Regions from separate parts of the Homo sapiens genome. Here region 2 is linked to region 1. The links are chromatin loops, found by intact Hi-C in ENCODE. Cell type or tissue: heart right ventricle. All regions are shown on one strand. Links, peaks and the distances in the headings refer to the core of each region. The heading gives the core; the rest is flanking DNA.

What was found. Peaks named below come from ENCODE experiments on the same cell type or tissue, not always from the same donor. Only the 100,000 strongest peaks of a DNase experiment are listed, where the experiment ranks them.
Region 2: it touches region 1 in a loop (5-fold over the local background); 3 of 110 quality-filtered maps call a loop at or near these places.

Annotation. Positions count from the first base shown.
Region 1 is chr13:22,195,013-22,203,353 of GRCh38, forward strand. No RefSeq gene overlaps it. Among named protein-coding and RNA genes, the nearest start is that of LINC00540, 11 kb to the right of the region's middle. In heart right ventricle, for the core only: no CTCF peak of the experiment used is centred there; a DNase peak (open chromatin) is centred at 3,179; H3K27ac peaks cover 520 bases.
Region 2 is chr13:21,846,111-21,854,451 of GRCh38, forward strand. No RefSeq gene overlaps it. Among named protein-coding and RNA genes, the nearest start is that of LINC00424, 28 kb to the right of the region's middle. In heart right ventricle, for the core only: CTCF peaks have their summits at 3,431 (motif pointing right) and 3,634; no DNase peak of the experiment used is centred there.

The DNA.
Region 1 (8,341 bases), core at 92-8,091:
AGCCAAAGATAAGGAGGAAGGGCAATTTTTTAACAAAGAAAATTAAAATAAACTTTGGCCATGCTTGCTTTGTGCAAATCAAGCCTGTCAATACAGGCTTGTGGGATTTGCTCTGCGATGTCAGGTATGTTGCATATTTTGATGCATTTAGATGTCTTCTGTTTCTCCTTCTAGTTGGCCTTCAACTGTCAAATTATCTTTACCCTATCCAGTATATTATATGCTTAGTTTTTCCATTGCCTCTGGGATAGTTATCGATTTTATGTAACTCTTTTATGCTTTTTGCATTTTTTCTTTAAAACTCTTGCTAGCCACAAATTCAGTTTTCAGTCACAGACTGGTTTGTCATTGACAGTTCCTCATCTTGTATATTACCTACTCTTATTCGTTGGCTGCCAATTAAAAGACTCAGCCCTAATTCTACACAATCAGGTTCTGACACTTGAGGTATTGCTTTTTTGTTTCCACATCATCTTGTCTGTGAAAACTTTCTTGTCCTGATTTGCAATTTTAACTTACTTTATATACTACCACTTTTAGTTCATCTTCTTTAGTGTTAATTACTTGATCAAGAATGATGGATTCTTAACAATATAGAGTGCAAACATCCTGAATCAAATGCTTATAAAGATGAAAATGTAAGTGTAATATTTTGGTTGTATTTGGCAAGAGAATCCTGAAATACTGAACATTCCCCTTGATAATTTACCTCATCAAACCAGGTCCCTGTACAGAGAAAAAAGCAAAATAATTTAACTTTTCATACTAACAGTGCCTTTAGCCCCTAGGTTACAAACTCTAGTAGGCTAGGTGAAATTCCATGGAGAATGATATTCAGCAGTCCTTCCGAATGAACACTAACAGTGCACAGGTGCTAGTCTGCCTACAGTCACCCATGAGCTGGCCTTGTCCCCATCTTTCCAGTCCACTGCCCAGAAAAATGAGAGTAGATCTGCCCATGAGAAAGCCAGAGGAGATCAGTGAGCAAGACGGTTTGATCCAAATCAGAAAAAGGAAATGGCTGCAATTTATCAAGACTCTTCTCGGTTGGTGGCTGGACACGGTAGCTCATGGCCACTCAGGTCAATCACGCCATTGCACTCCAGCCTGGGTTACAAAGTGAGACCCTGTCACTAAAATAAATAAATAAATACATGCATATGTACATACAAAGACTCTTCTCGGTAGGGGGAAGGATTTGGGAAAACAGGATGTTGCTTCCTAGGTCCACCTGACTTAGCCATATCAGAGAAGAGAACACTGTAAAAGGCAAAAGAGGTGGCCAGGTCTCTCCAAAGAGGAGATCCACCACCAGGCCTAAAGTCTCCAGGTTTCTTGGATGAACAGATTCAAGCAAAAGAGAAAAAAATATGAGGACTCATCAGTCTTGCTTCCTTGGATTGGAGGAGTTGCCCAGGCCAGACTATGTACTTCTTCATCCAAACATATGTGCACGTGCGCATACACACCAAGAGAAACAAAAAAGAGAGACTGAGACAGGGACAGAAAAAGAGAACCAAGTAAAAAGAGATGGCCAGACCTTCTTTCAAGGGAAGTAGAATCTACTTACTTCTCTTGATATCTAAGAAAATAATTCTCAAACCTTCACCCTTTCAACCAGTTTGAAAGCTTTACCTTGGGGTAAAATGAGGGGCTTATGCTAGAGGCTTACTAAGAGGAAGCATATGTGAAGGAGACAGGAGTCTCTGACATTTTCCCCATAGGGATCAGTGAATTCCATTATATACTACCTTCAATACAGAGCAGGTGAGAAGAGAGCAAAATAGGTGTCTGCTCACTTTGTTCCACCATTTTTTTAATACTATGGACTCCTTTGCCAATCTGGTAATGCCCATGGACCCCCTTCATGGGAAAATATTTTTAAATACATAATATAAATGACAAAGAATTATAAAAGAGACTTATGCTGAGATAGACTTCTACCAGTAGATGGCTCAGGGGAGGGAATTCAGGGAGCCCAGGTTAGGAATCACTGTTACACAGGGCTGAGCACCAAGCAAGGTCCCTGCAGGAAACAGGTGGCATACTCAGGCTAGGATAATTTGAGGATGATTTCATAAAAAGATATTTACAAAGCATGGGCAGGTATGGGGAAACCATGAAGTGCAATGCAGTGCATGTTTCCAGAGAAGGCAGGCCTATGATCAACCCCAGATCCAAAGGAAAGAGGGGCAGCATTTACTGGAAGGAGGGTAATTTCAGAAGAGAAGTTACTCATCTTGAGATTGGGCCAACCACAGGTGACCCTTACAGAGAGGGAGTCAGGAGCATATATGCTCTCTCCTTACCCCTCGCCTGATCTGCTGGGATCCCCAGAGGTGCCATACATTAAGCAGACTTTAAAAAAATGTAAATCAAATTAGGTTGCAAGAATTCTCATGTCCCAGAGCCAGAGCCAGCCCAAGCCCATCAATCCCCATACGGGCCGACCTCCTGCCAGTGGATATACAGCATTATGAAAAGGTGGAGCAGGGAAGGAGACGAATCACCAAGTGCAGATGATATTAGTAAAAAGTGCCTTCGCTATAACTCGGTCTTTATTTTTGTTGGCAAATATTTAGAAATACTTTAAACCATATGTGGAATTAAGAGTAATTGACCCCCCTCCCTTTTGCTAGAGTAATTTTTCTTTTGTGATTTATTTAAAAAGCAACACCCACTGATAGATTTCCCAGGAAATCTTTTTATTTGCAGGTTAGCTGGCCCGAGATGTCAACTGTGCTGAAGGAGAAATCCTTCACAAGTTTCATCTTGAGAAATGGTTAAAATCACCAGATTCTTTGGGCGCAGCTATTTGGTCTTTGAAAATATAGGTGGAGTACTTGAAAACTATTTGGAAAGTCATTTGTTCCAATGGGTTGTATTGTCATTCTGCAAATTACCCAAAACTATTTTAAAAATGAAAAAAAAAAAAAAAAACGATTATTATCTACCCACGGAGATTCATTTACAATGTATACACAATGTTCTGTGATGGTTTTACCTCTTATAATAATAGAGGGTTAACAAAGATCTGACCCCACCTGTCTGTGTTCCCCAGACAGGTGGTCAGTTACCTTGGTGCGAAGATAGTGCCGATACAGAAATGAAAATCATTTACTCTGGGAACTCAGCCTGCCAGCACGCCTGTGAAATGATTTGCATACGGTTGTACCAGGAGTTCCCAGAACTGTTCCTGGGTGTTCCCTCCTCTATTTCCACTGCTGGCTGGCTGATTCTGTTTGGGTGTATGTCTGCATGTGTCATGATGTTCTCTTTTAAAATACAGCAAAGTTCAAGAAGTTTTGCTTCCTTAAAAGCACACTTGGTGCTCAAATATGAAATACTGAGCTTTTTTTCCACAGGGCATTTTTGTTTGTTTTTGAACTGCAAAGCAGTTTTCTGAAACTGATCTTCCAGAGTGAATGACGGGAGTGTATTTTCTTCTAACGCTGGCTTTCCTAAATACTAAACTGCCACTTAGGTGTCCCGCTGGTTTATCTTCCTTTTCTGGAGATCCTAATGTTGTAGGGGACTTGATGACTAGAGAGGGCATTTGCAAAGATGAGGATGTCTGCAAAACATTCCCTTTTCTTTTTCTTTTTTTTTCAGGCAGTGATTCTCTGCAGAAGCATTTTTCTTTTTAAATGAATTCTCAGAGGGCAAACAGAGATGAAAAGGGAGGAAAAGCTGAATATTTCTGCTAGTGTTTTGACCAGAACAGCCCTAAAATGTTCTGTTTATTAACAAGAGGAGAACGGTTTGTGTAAGGTTAACGTTGGCATTACTTAGCCGGGTCACTCCTGTAGAGCGTCTGCATGAATTAGGAAAGGCTGCCAGGTTTCCATCTGTCAGCAAGGCAAGCCCGGCCACAAACACAACTGTCGTGACAACCACACCGAGTTAGTCTTTCAAATAAAACTTGTTAAAAGCTACTGCCTCCAGCCTCCACCCACTGCAGCTAACTGCATTAAATCACCCTCTAACTAGTATTTATTTTCTTCGGCATTCCTTACTTGTGCAGCTGTGGGCATGCTGGCCTTTGATTTAAAATAACCCCACCAGGATGAGCGTTTACAGTCCTGAAGGTTGAGATGTGTTGAGGAGGATGTCTGAAAGCAATGTCCCACCTGAACCTTTCTCAGGCTGCAGTGCCTGTATCCGGGCCCTCTGCATCTTCCCTGTGGGACATGGTCTGTAACTCTGGGAACTGCTGGATCAGCTGATTTCTTTCAGATGATGGCAAACCACAAAGATCCCCTCAGAGTAAGGCCATACTCTTGGTGGTGGAAGGCCCGCCCTCAGGCCAGTTCCTCTCCCCAGCCCCCCTCCACCGCCCCGGTTTTCCCATTATGATGAACTTGGGTGGCAAAAGCAAGTTTGGATTAACTTTAGCTCACCTGTGAAATCCGAGTTGACAAGGGAATCAAAGCTATCACGGAGTCCACTGGCACTGCGTCTCCTGGGGTGTGCGTTTTCTTTTAACTCACATGCTTGAAATCTGTGAGATCAAATGGCCTAGTGACCCCCTGGTAGGACTCTGTTATGTAAAAGCAATTTAATATTCTCAATATGCTCTTTTAGGTGCTAGGTCCTTTTAGAAGATTTCTGCACAGTAGAGAGGTATCTTCCCTACTGGTCAGTGTGGGCTGTAAAAATGGGCACTTGGTTAAAAAAATACTGAGGGTAGAAAAAGTGAAGTGATGGTGAAACAGATTGTGTATTTCTGTACTCTGTGTACATTTTTGAAAAAAAAGGGACAGCCCTTTCTGATTGTTAGAGGAATACTCAGCGGCTATGCCTGTATCTGAACAATGTGGTTAGTACCAAACCTTTAAAGAAACATTTATGCCTAAAATATTATGAGATAAATAGAGGCTTTTAAATGTCAAATTCCAGCTTCTGCACAGCTTCTGAGGTGTTGTAGGAATTGAAGGAGCTTATGGTGTCTAGTACTTGGTGGTGACTCAACAATACCTGTTGAGTGAATGATGAATAAATAAAAATGGTGATGGTGATGATGGTGTTAAAGGATAAACTTTAAAAGAGGATAAGATCATGATTCTCAGGCAAATATACAATCAGCACAAGTCAAAAACTGCATTTAATGTGTAAATTAATGAAGAAACCAATATGATAATATTACAATTGGTTCATAAGACAACTCAAAGAACTATATTCCTTATAGTCAGACAGGGATTGCTGAAATGAATTTACAAATGGATGTAACCTGGCAAAACTGGTCCCCATCCACAGGGTGACACAGAATTGACTACCAGGAGATGAGACACAGTATGTATGTCTACAGGCAGGAATTGTTTGTATAACTAAGAGTTTTCTACAAATCAACTTGCGTTTAGCAGAGTTGTAAAGTAGCCTAGTCAAAGAAAAGCAACCAAGCAGATGTGCACACCCTATAGAATCGAATAATCCTTGTAATAGTAGCATTCCATTGAGGGCTATCCAAAAATCCTTTAGGCCTATTTCAAAATCTTCCACAATCTTCCCCACAGTAGTTAACATATCCATAGTACATATTCAGTGCCAGACACTGTTCTGGATGATATGCTTTACACAATAATTTATTGAATCTTCCCCAGCAACTGGCCCAAGTTTACAAAGCAAGTCAATAAGGGGTCAGAATTTGAGTCCAGCCTGTCCAACTCCACCACCTCAGGCTCTTGCTGACCATGCAAAACTCCCTGAGAATGGATGTGGTCAATGGGTGCCTGCTAGCGCAGCTGAGAGGCTACTGCTACCTATGCTGGTCTTCAATTAGCATAAGATATCATGGGAGGAAAAGGGGTGATTGAGGCTCTACTAGATTATCCCAGGTCTTTGGCAGTAGACATAGGTGCATTGTGTTTTCTGGTTTTCCTTTGTTTACTCATCAAATCTGCACCTGGCATAGCGTGTTTCATCTCACTGTGATTGGCACATTCACAGACTGACGCCACAAGCCACCGTGTGACGAAAGGAGTTCATTGCAGGTTGAGTATAATGGAATAATCAAGTTAGGTTAAAAAATATATATATATATAAGCCCAAGTAAAACAGGAGGATTATGGCAAAATACGAGTCAAAAATGGTTGCTTTGGGACCCACCCTGTGTTTGCCCAGAAAGGTCTTACAAGAGGTTGTAGGCCTGCTTGTTCCTACACGCAGGAGGCCTGGCATGGCCCAGGCACTGCCTTGAATCTTTAGCCACAGGGGACCAGGCCTAGTTTTGTAAAGTGGAGAGTGGCAAATACAGAAAGCTGCAAATTCCCAAATTGGCAAAAAGTTCGTCCTATTCATTTTCTCCCCCAGTTTTACTGCTTTGTATTAAAAAAGAAAGTCCAGGAAATATTTAGTACAGTTGTAGAGCTATACCCTGGGAATTCTCAAATTTACTATCCTTGGCCTTTTACTCTCTGTCATCCCCACACACCGTAACAATGGGAAGATTATGCTGGAAGGCCTATGCATTGTGTTATGTATCTGCAAAGGCTCAAGAAAAGCAAAGCACCTGCAAAGCTCACATTCTCTTTTGGCCTCTGCCTCCACTGAGTGGGGACAGCTTATTCCACAGTTCAGTGGTCCCCAAGAGGAAGAAACCATGGTGGATTCTCCCTCATTCTGTGCGGGATCCCCTTTGCTTTGGGTAAGACCAAAGCAAAGAGAGTAAGTCATTTATAGTTTTGGAGAAGTGCAATTTTTTTTTTTTGGCTGGGTTTTTGTTTTTAAATAAGCTTTAGTCCCTTGTATGTAAGTAAAGTTTGGGCAGGAGCCCATGTTTTATTTTGCTTTGGGAAGAAAAAAAAAAAACAATGTCATGATGACAATAGGAATAGTTTAAAGTCTATATCACTTCTTTTATGTTCACCACATCTCTGAAAACCTACTTATAAGAAATTGGAGAAGGAGAGGTATTGGATCATATTTCACCTTCAGGGGGTAATGTCAGAAAGGGAGGTCTGTGAGGGTGGATGGGATTGAGGGTGGTTTATTTATTGATTCATAAATAAACCATCTGGGAGCTGGGCTGGAGCCAGAACTGATGGTGCACATTCTCTTCCTAATTCTGCATCTCACAGGTCGCTGGACATTGCCTGTGGTGGAAGAATTTACACCACAGTAACTGGCAAATGCTACAAATCAGGGCTTCCTCATTGCCTCCTCTCAGAGTGTCATTTGGTTGTTGAACACGTACTAGCACTCCACTTAGGATACCCCAGGTACCAGAACAGTGCTTGGGATACAGTTAGTGCCCCAAAAATACTTGGAAATGAAAGAATGAATGTTTCTAGGAGCCCTGAAGTAAATTTCACTCTGGTGAAATAATATCTTTAAGTTATGTAAGTTCAGAATTTTATCTTCAATTTCCCTGACAGCATAATTTAACTTACTGTTTGGTCTGCAGGTTGCCCGTTGCTTTTTCATGCTTTGCTTCTTCTAGTTTCTATACAATCTCAGGAAAAGTGAGAATTATTCTCATTTTACAGAGAGGAAAAGGAGGCTCAGAGTAGCAAAGTGTCACTGCTGTATTAAGAGGCAGAGTGTGTGTTCACTTCCAAGTTCTGGTTGATTTTCAGGCTGCTGCTTGGCTATGAGACAACACTGCCTGGCCTTACTGTGAAGGGAACCTGTGTCCTGTCATGGAAGGCAAAGAGTGTCAGGCTCATTAACTGCAGGAGCCATCCCGAGAGCTCCACTGCCCTTCTTCAGGCCTGATGTTTCTTGAAGAGCAGAATCAGTGAATTTCCAGCTCCATGTATGCTTCCCTTGTCCCCTGCTGGGAGATCTTAAAGCAGATATAATACTTATTATTAGATCATGACAGCAGTTAATACATTTTAAACTCAGAGCAGTGAAATTCGGCTTGCTGGTTTGACTTGGGAGTGTCTTGAACAATGAGCGATGAGTACATTGGCTGAGCAGAAAAGATGGAATGATATAAGATAGCTGCAATGTCTGGTGTGACTGTCCTCCCAGGCACCCGGTGTGAAGATGGCTGTCTTTGAATATAAGTACAACATTTCACTTTCTACAAGGACATCAGCACCCACCCCAGTCTGCCCCTGTGGCTTCAGGTTTTGGGATGCTTTCTGTGTCCTGTCATCAGTAGAGGAGGCAGAGGCGAGGGGATGGGAGCAGCTGGGCTCAGCTCTTTGAAGGCCTTCGGAGAAAAGGCTGAGATGATAAAGGAATTTCAATGCAACGCCTAGCAGCCCACCCACCTGTACCTGAGCCTACTCTGCCATCAGGGATGAAAGGGCAGCTGCTCGCCCATCCATTCTCTCTTCATTAATTTTCTTCGAAAATTGGGTCCCTTTACCTGCCCACTCGCTGCGACCAAATT
Region 2 (8,341 bases), core at 252-8,251, 350 kb before region 1:
CACATAAAAACCTGTGCATATGTTTAATGCACATAATTTGATGAGTTTTTTAATATGCACACACCTGTAATCCTTTTATTATTATTTTGTGTTATTATGGACTCAAGGTAATAAACATTATCAACCACTTCCAAAAGCTTCCTCGTTGCCCCTCCCTTGCTTTTGACAGTAGAATGCATAACATGAAATCCACCATTTTAGCACATTTTTAAGTGCACAGTGCCGTATTGTTAACTATGGGCACTAGGATGTACAGCAGATCTCTAGAACTTACTCATCTTGCATAACTACAACTTTACAGCCATTGAACAACAGCTTCCCATTTCCTCCCCCCTCTAGCCCCTGGCAACCACCATTCTATTCTCTGCTTCTGTCAGTTTGACTATTTTAGACACCCCATATAAGTGGAATCATGCAAGATTTGTCTTTCTGATACTGGCTTATTTCACTTAGCTTAATGTCTTCCAGGTTCATTCATGTTGTTGCAAATGGTAGGATTACTTTCTTTTTTTAAGGCTGGATAATATTCCATTGTAAATACTTGTGAAATAATAAGAAATAGACATTTGGTCTCTGTCCCCGTTTCCTGGAGCACAGCTCCTAAAACCTTTGAAATCTCTGAGGTGGTGTCTTTTCCTATGCTAATGAGATGACTGGGTGGCTGAATAGCCTTGTGTTGGGGGTGCTGGTAGGCAGGGGAACCCACCACGAGATTAGAGGGGTGGGACTTTTAGCCCAGTGCCTGCCTGCTGCTCTGGGGAGGGGAGGGGGCTGAAGTTTGGGCTGAGCACTAATGGCCAATGATGTAATCAATTGTTGTATGCAATGAAGCTTCCATAAACCCCCCAAAGGACAGGTTTGGAGAGCTTCAGGGTTGCTGAACACACGGAGGCGCTGGGAGGGGCGTGGAAATTCCCCGCCCCTTCCCCGCACCTCGCGCTCTCCCATTTGGCCGTTTCCAAGTTGTATCCTTTATAATTAATGGGTAAATGTAATCAAGAGTTTTCCTGAGTTCTGTGAGTCACTCTAGTAAATGACGGAATCTGAGAAGGGGGTCACGAGAACACGTGCTTTACAGCTGGCGGGTCAGAAGCTCAAGTGACCTGACTGGACTCTGAAGTGGGGATAGTGTTGCGGAACCCAGCTCTCAACCTGTGGGTGCTGCACTGTCTCCATGTAGATAGTGTACGTAGACGGCGTCAGACGCGAGTTAAATTGTAGGAGCTGCTGGTGTCAGAGAATTGCTTGGTGAGGAAAAACACCCCACACATCTGGTCACAGGCGTGATCCGTGTTGAGTGTGGTGTCAGAAGGGAGGTGTTCTGGAAGTATTGAGAGTGGTGTGAGGACAGTAGGAGGAAACTGTTTTCTATTCGGTACGATGTTTTCTGCATCTGTTTATCCATCCATGGGCATTTGTGTGGTGTCTACCTCTTGACTATATGAATAGAGCTGTGGCTCATGTAGGAGCGAGTGTAGTCATTTTGATGGCTCATGGTCCCTGGGACACATTACATATTTAAATATCTGTCAATTGACCACATTTTTTTTTGTTGTTTTTGTTTCTGAGACGGAGTCTCGCTCTTTTTCCCAGGCTGGAGTGCAGTGGCGCGATCTTGGCTCACTGCAAGCTCCGCCTCCCGGATTCATGCCATTCTCCTGCCTCAGCCTCCCGAGTAGCTGGGACTTTAGGCGCCCACCACCGCGCCCGGCTAATTTTTTGTATTTTTAGTAGAGACGGGGTTTCACCGTGTTAGCCAGGATGGTCTCGATCTCCTGACCTCGTCATCCACCCGCCTCGGCCTCCCAAAGTGCTGGGATTACAAGGCTTGAGCCACTGCGCCCGGGCGACCACATCTTTATCTTAGTATTTCCAACCACAGCTTTTCCTCCAATACTGACATTTATATTTTATTGACTGAAATGTTAATTACATGTAGTTTCTTACAGTGCCTTTTATCAACCCAAAGGAGAAACTCAGATTGAAGTAAATTCAAGCCTTACTTAAATGTCAACCAGATTGCATTTTCTTTAATGGAAGTAGCTGCTATGATATCATCCCAGATAGTTTTCTCCATGCAGCTCAAAGTTGTCTTGGAGGTGTGTGCCACGGTGCAGCATCGCAGCCTTCCCGTTCACAATCACCTTGTATATGGTTAGAATCATCAAGTCCATCTTCTCATTATTTCCCTGAGCTTATGTTAAGAGCTACAAGTTACTATGTAAAATAAAGATAAAGAATTTTTTTTATATTAGTAAGAGTGTAAATAGCATGTCTCAAGTGATGCAGAGAAGGTATTTCTGAACTCAGAAAGAAATGAATTCACTGCAACTCCTTTGAGGGAAGGAAAGATGAGCATCTTACCCGTTTTGGTCAGATCCCACCTTTGCCAAACCGTGACAGCGAGCATCTGGCCTGTGGTGCAGGAGACCGGTCAGGGCCATCCTGGAATGCCGTCTCAGATGCCGATTCACTCTTTCTTTCTTTTTCTTTCTCTCTTTCTTTCTTTCTTTCTTTCTTTCTTTCTTTCTTTCTTTCTTTCTTTCTTCTTCTTTCTTTCTTTCTTTCTTTTTGCGTCAGCGTCTCACTCTGTCACCCAGGCTGGAGTGCAGTGGCACGATCTCTGCTCACTGCAAACTCCGTCTCTTGGGCTTAAACAATTCTCGTGCCTCAGCCTCCCAAGTAGCTGGGATTACAGGCACCCACCATCACACCAGGCTAATTTTTGTATTTTTAGTGGGGACAAGGTTTCACCATCTCGGCCACGCTGGTCTTGAACTCCTGACTTCAAATGATCCACCGGTCTTGGCTTCCCAAGGTGCTGGGATTATAGGTGTGAGCCACTAGACCTGGCCCTGATTATTTCAATACTGGAGTGATTTTGGCTGTGACAAGCCCCCCGCAGTGCTATAGCTGGCACTCCTACCTTTTGGGAGAAGACACTGTATTTTAAATACAGGTCCTTGAAACATCTTCCTTGAAAACCTTTAGTCTGAATCCATCTGATTCCTGGGTAAGTTGCAAGGGGGCTATGTTTGCTGCATGTCTGATGTGGAATAAAACATTTAAAATTATATTGAGGCTTAACTGAATTTAAGTGTATCCACTAAGAAGGTGAGAACAACTTCTAAAAATAATAAATGAGAAGGAATTGGGGTGTGTGGGGGGGAGGGGAAAGTCATATGGTTGGTGGGTACATTGTGTGTCTACTTGAACTCATGTTTTGTTTCCATTTTCAAACCAAGAAAATAAATTAAGAGAGATTGGTAATGGGAACTAATCTTAAATCCCCAGAAATGAACCACATTTTGAGTATTATTGCGTGCCCTCTCTCTTTTCCTCTCTCCCTTTCTCTCTCTCTCTAGGTCCCAAACCTGTTCTTTAATGTGATACATGGAAATGAGTGGTGCAGTTCATTAGCTCAGCCAGTAGAGGGAATGGCTCATTACCACGTGCAAGGCTTCCCCCAAATCTCCTCCTATGCTCCAGTGTCCTGTTAGTACAACTTTGCAAATAGATGCTGTCAAGGGAGTTCAGGGCCAGTGAGGTGTGATGAGTTGACCTTCATCTTTTGAACTGTGTTCCTATAACTTTCTTTTTTTTTATGGCTGTCTCTGATTTCTGTCTCTATTTCTGTGTTTCTGTCACTGCCTTCTTGACCTCCTTTCTGGGCATCTCCTGGTACATTCTTAGAGTGTCTAGTGTGCTCTCTCTGTGCCCACCAAAGCTAGAAACCCCTTAGGCACCTCTTGTTTTTCTAGAACACTAATTTTTCATAAAGTTTCTGTTCACAGAGGGAAAATACTGGAACATTCTCATTTATTGGATCCCTTATTCACCCTAGATGTGTAAGCCAAAACTTGTATTCATGGCTGAGACAAGTCTGCAAACAATTTTCTGGACTTTGAAGACCAGGCTGCCTCAAGTTTGGAGGTTTTATCTATTACCCATATAGGCATCACTGTCTTAATTTTAAAGTTCAACATGTGAGGGAGAAAAGTCCCTATATCTTACTTTTCATGCTCTGACTTTGCCTCTACTTTTCGTTACTGTGTGTGCTTGAATGAATGTGCTGATTTTAACTCTATCTACGGGAAACCTTTTTCTATTATTAGACCGTTGTAATGTTCAAGAAGCACTCACCAGGCTGAGCGTTTGCTCAAAGTCAGATTTTCCCCAAGTCAGATGTAGGAGAATTTGTGAAATATAGTCCCCAGTAAAAGTTGGCACTGGATTGCATCTCTAATTAACAATCCTGCTTATGAATTTGGATTAATATTTGATAAAAATTCATTTGGCGTGATCTAGCGCCTCCCTCCATCACGCTAGTTTGTTGAGACCATAGGCATGCAGATTTCATTCCATTGGTAGATAACAGCATAAAACATTTTCTATTTTTAAATGAGTCACCAAGAATCCTGCATTTCTGTAGATGATTTATCATATTATCTAGCCACTCGTGTGGAAATGCATGGAGGTTTGGTTTTATGGCAAATGTTGTTTAAAATATCAGGACATGTTCTTGTACCACGTTTAGGGTCGTGGTATGGGAAGGCTGTCTGCAAAAGATGAGGAAGTTTGAGCACACTGGGTTATTGTGGCCTAAACCACTTGAGGGTAATGAAAGCCACTCCTGTAGGGCTGCTTCTAGCCGTGCCAGCACCCTGCTAGAAGTGCCATGTGTGTTCTAGCACACTCCATGTGCTACATGCTGGCATGGGATTCTGACAAGAATGTTGGGGTAGGCACTGCTACCACTGTTGCACAAATGAGAAAACTGAGGCTGGGAGAGGCTGGGTCACTTTGATCTCCTTATGCTGCTAGTAAGTGACAGAGCCAAGATGCACACCCACCTTGGCCTGAAACCTGAGCCATTCACTTTCTTCTCCACCCCAGGCTGCCTCCCGAACTCCATCATTGGAGTCCCTGGGTAATGACTGTCATCTCTTCATGGCTGTTTGGATGGCATCACTCACCTTTTCTTACATTTCTCTCTGAGCAACTTTCTTTTCTTTTCTTGTAGGTCTTAAATCCCTCTGTTCTAGTTTACAGACTCAGAGATGGAAAATATTGAGTATGAATTGCTAGTAAAATTGGTTTGTTTCATTTTTGGCTTTGGAAAACAAGGTGGATTCTTTCACCACAAGATCATATCCAGTGCATTCAGGGGTGAGACGGGGCCAGGGTTCTTTCAGGTGCAGCAGGCTTTGGTCTGTACCAGGGATCGAAGCACGCCGGGAGTTACAGGGTGCTGCAGAGGAGCAAATGAAAGGGCTACCGGCAGACACCTTTGCTCCCCAAATCAGGTAGAAGAGACCTCCTACGACTATTGGGGTGCTTCCAGCATTGAGGACTCCTGCTTGGCAAGGTAGAGTAAAAAATGTGTTTATTAAAGAACTAGCGGTGGAACATAAATGGATGTTGAAATAGAACAGAACCAGGCGAAACAGCCCACCAGCAGATAGCCATAAAAATTAAGGTTACAAAACAGAACACATACTTTGCCCTGCTCCTCCATCTCTGAACTCAGGGTCAGGCCCTCGGCCTGAACTGTGCTTCCCAGCTGGTGTTTGCTTCACTCCAAACAGTCTTTCTAGGTTTCTCAGCCTAGGCTAAACCAAGGTGTCATTTCTCACCATCTCTTTTATAAGATTTATTTCATATTATTTGTGTTTGGGATGGCTGCCTTTGAGTTTTTCTAGACAAGATACAGGCTCCTTTTTGACACCCTAGACTTCCTGGGAGGAGGACACAGGAGAGGAGTTGGGAGGTCAGGACAGAGTGGAGAAAGTGATTGCCTACATTTTCTGTGGAATTCTTAGCCAAGAGACCTCAGAAGATTTTGCCCCTATTATATACAACACACCTCTTTCTTCTTCCCGTCATTAATTAACCTCTTTGAAGAGTGTCTTGGGCCCAAGACTCTGGCTCCATCTGAACCTTCTTCCAAAAAGAATGTAAATTTCCTTGTTCTCTGCATTGAGAGACTTCACTAAGTACAGACACAAGAAGAAAGGGCTGGGAATGCGATGATATAGAGTACCCAGATTTCACATTCTAGATGCAATGCAAATGTTCCTGGCAGAACAGGGGTCATTTTGCAGAGGCAGTTCATAACTTGCTTTGCCAGGATTAGTCATGGCTCCTACAAGTTTCCAGTTTCTGCAGGATCTTTGTGTGGGGATGCCAAGAGGGTAGATAGAATTTTAAGAATTTTGCTTTCATGTCAAGATAATTCAAGTAAGTTTTCTGTTTCCTTTCATTTTTTTTGTAGCACATAGAATGTCTTGGGATTTTTAATGCACCTCTCCTTAACACCTATAGAGTCTTCAATATAAAAATACTAGGAAGTCCTTAGATTTTATAAGATAGAAATAATTGTGAAGAAAATAACTGCTAATGAAAGAAGTAAGTTCATCAGGCTTTCCTCATAACAATAGAAAGCATTTAAGGTCTTCAATATACTATAAAGATAATACCTGCTTGCAGTCTTTTAAAATCAGCAGTATTAATTTATGAGCATGAAATTAAGCACAGAGCCTCCCCGAATACAACAATTCATTATTATTATTGGTCCTTTGAAAGACTCTCTATAAATTCAAAGTCAGAGTCAGCCTTGGGGAAACATATTAGAATTGCAGCAGAAATATAGGGAAAAAATACAACTTTGTTTTTTGTACATCTGGGAAGATCTGGGCAAGGTAAATATACCAGGATGTGCAATTCAGATGCAATTTATTGTTCTACCTCTTTAGCAGAAAAAAGTGAAAAGGGGAAGAAGAATAATCATTTTCCTATATTTTTATGGTGGCTATAAATGTCTTCATAAATAGGGCACCTGTTCAAAGGAATTCTTTTTTCTTGTATGCAGTGCTAGAGTGATTAAGCCAATGGAAAAACCAAGGAAGAATAAAATTCCAAGATTCGATACTTTCTGGGGAGGAGGTTGGAAAGTCAGTGGCCTTTCAAATGTTAATCCCTTGTGATTTTGCCACTTACTGAAAATCCTTTTCTACTAATGAAGAATACATTAGGAAAAAGCCGTGATGTTTAGTCTTCTTGCTGATATTTGGTACCAAGCTATGCAGCCCTCACAGAACCTCTAATGAAATATCTGCCATGGCTGATCGTGTGTATGTGTCTCAGTGAGCATACAACATTGATCAGGGCCTCGGGTTTCTTTGGAGTGAAGTTCAGTGGGATAGAAAATTGGAGTTTCTGCTCATGCCTGTAATCCCAGCACTTTGGGAGGCCGAGGCGGGCGGATCACGAGGTCAGGAAATCGAGACCATCCTGGCTAACACGGTGAAATCCCGTCTCTACTAAAAATACAAAAAATTAGCCAGGAGGCTGAGGCAGGAGAATGGCATGATCCCGGGAGGCGGAGTTTGCCGTGAGCCGAGATGGCGCCACTGCACTCCAGCCTGGGCGAAAGAGCAAGACCCCGTCTCAAAAAAAAAAATAAATAAATAAATAAAAAATAAAAAAATAAAGAAAACTGGAGTTTCTGATTACATTGTGCCAGATATCTATTTTATGGATTCAGGTCCACTATTTATAGAACCAAGTAAAAACTGTTTTAGAATTCAGAACTTGGAAAAATATGTAGCTACCTTCAAACTAGTAAAGAATTTCTTTCCCTCTCTCATTTTCTCCTTCCCATCTCTCTCCTTCCTGTCCATCCATCCCTTTGTTCATCCATGCATCCTAAGTAGTGGGATCTGTGTAACTACTTGAGTTACCTTTTTGCTTAGTCTAGCTTGTAGAAAGCTTAGAGTTAAGGTTTATACTCAACTTCTTTAATAAAAATAGTAATTATAACAGCTAACATTTATTGAGTAATTACTAGGCCTCTTTCAATGTGCTAAGTAAGCACTTTACATACTTCCATTATTTAATCCTTAAAGCTGCCCCACTAAGTAGCAGCCAATGTGATCCTTATTTTCCAGATGAGAAAGCTGGGGTTTATGGAGGCACTTGGCTTGTGCAGGTGGCAGCTGGTTAGCAGTGGAGCCTGGGTTCAAATCCAGGTAGTCTCTCTTAGATCCTGTGCTTTTAACATGACTCGGAGCTGCCACTCTGTGCCTCTTCCAGCCTGGATCTTCTGTTACAGGTGTCTTCACTCTGTAGTGCTGATCTTTTATTCTTATTTAATAGGTCAATTGTAAAAGGGCCATCTGTTTTAAAGTGCTTCCAACTTGTTTTAAAATCAGATGTAATGTAAAAAAGAGAAATGGAAGAACTCTTGTTACTACATAAATTCAGTGAGTGTTTCACCTGACTGGTATGTCCCCCCTCCTCTGTAATCTTTCAAGGACTAACTCCTCTCCTTGGTATGAAT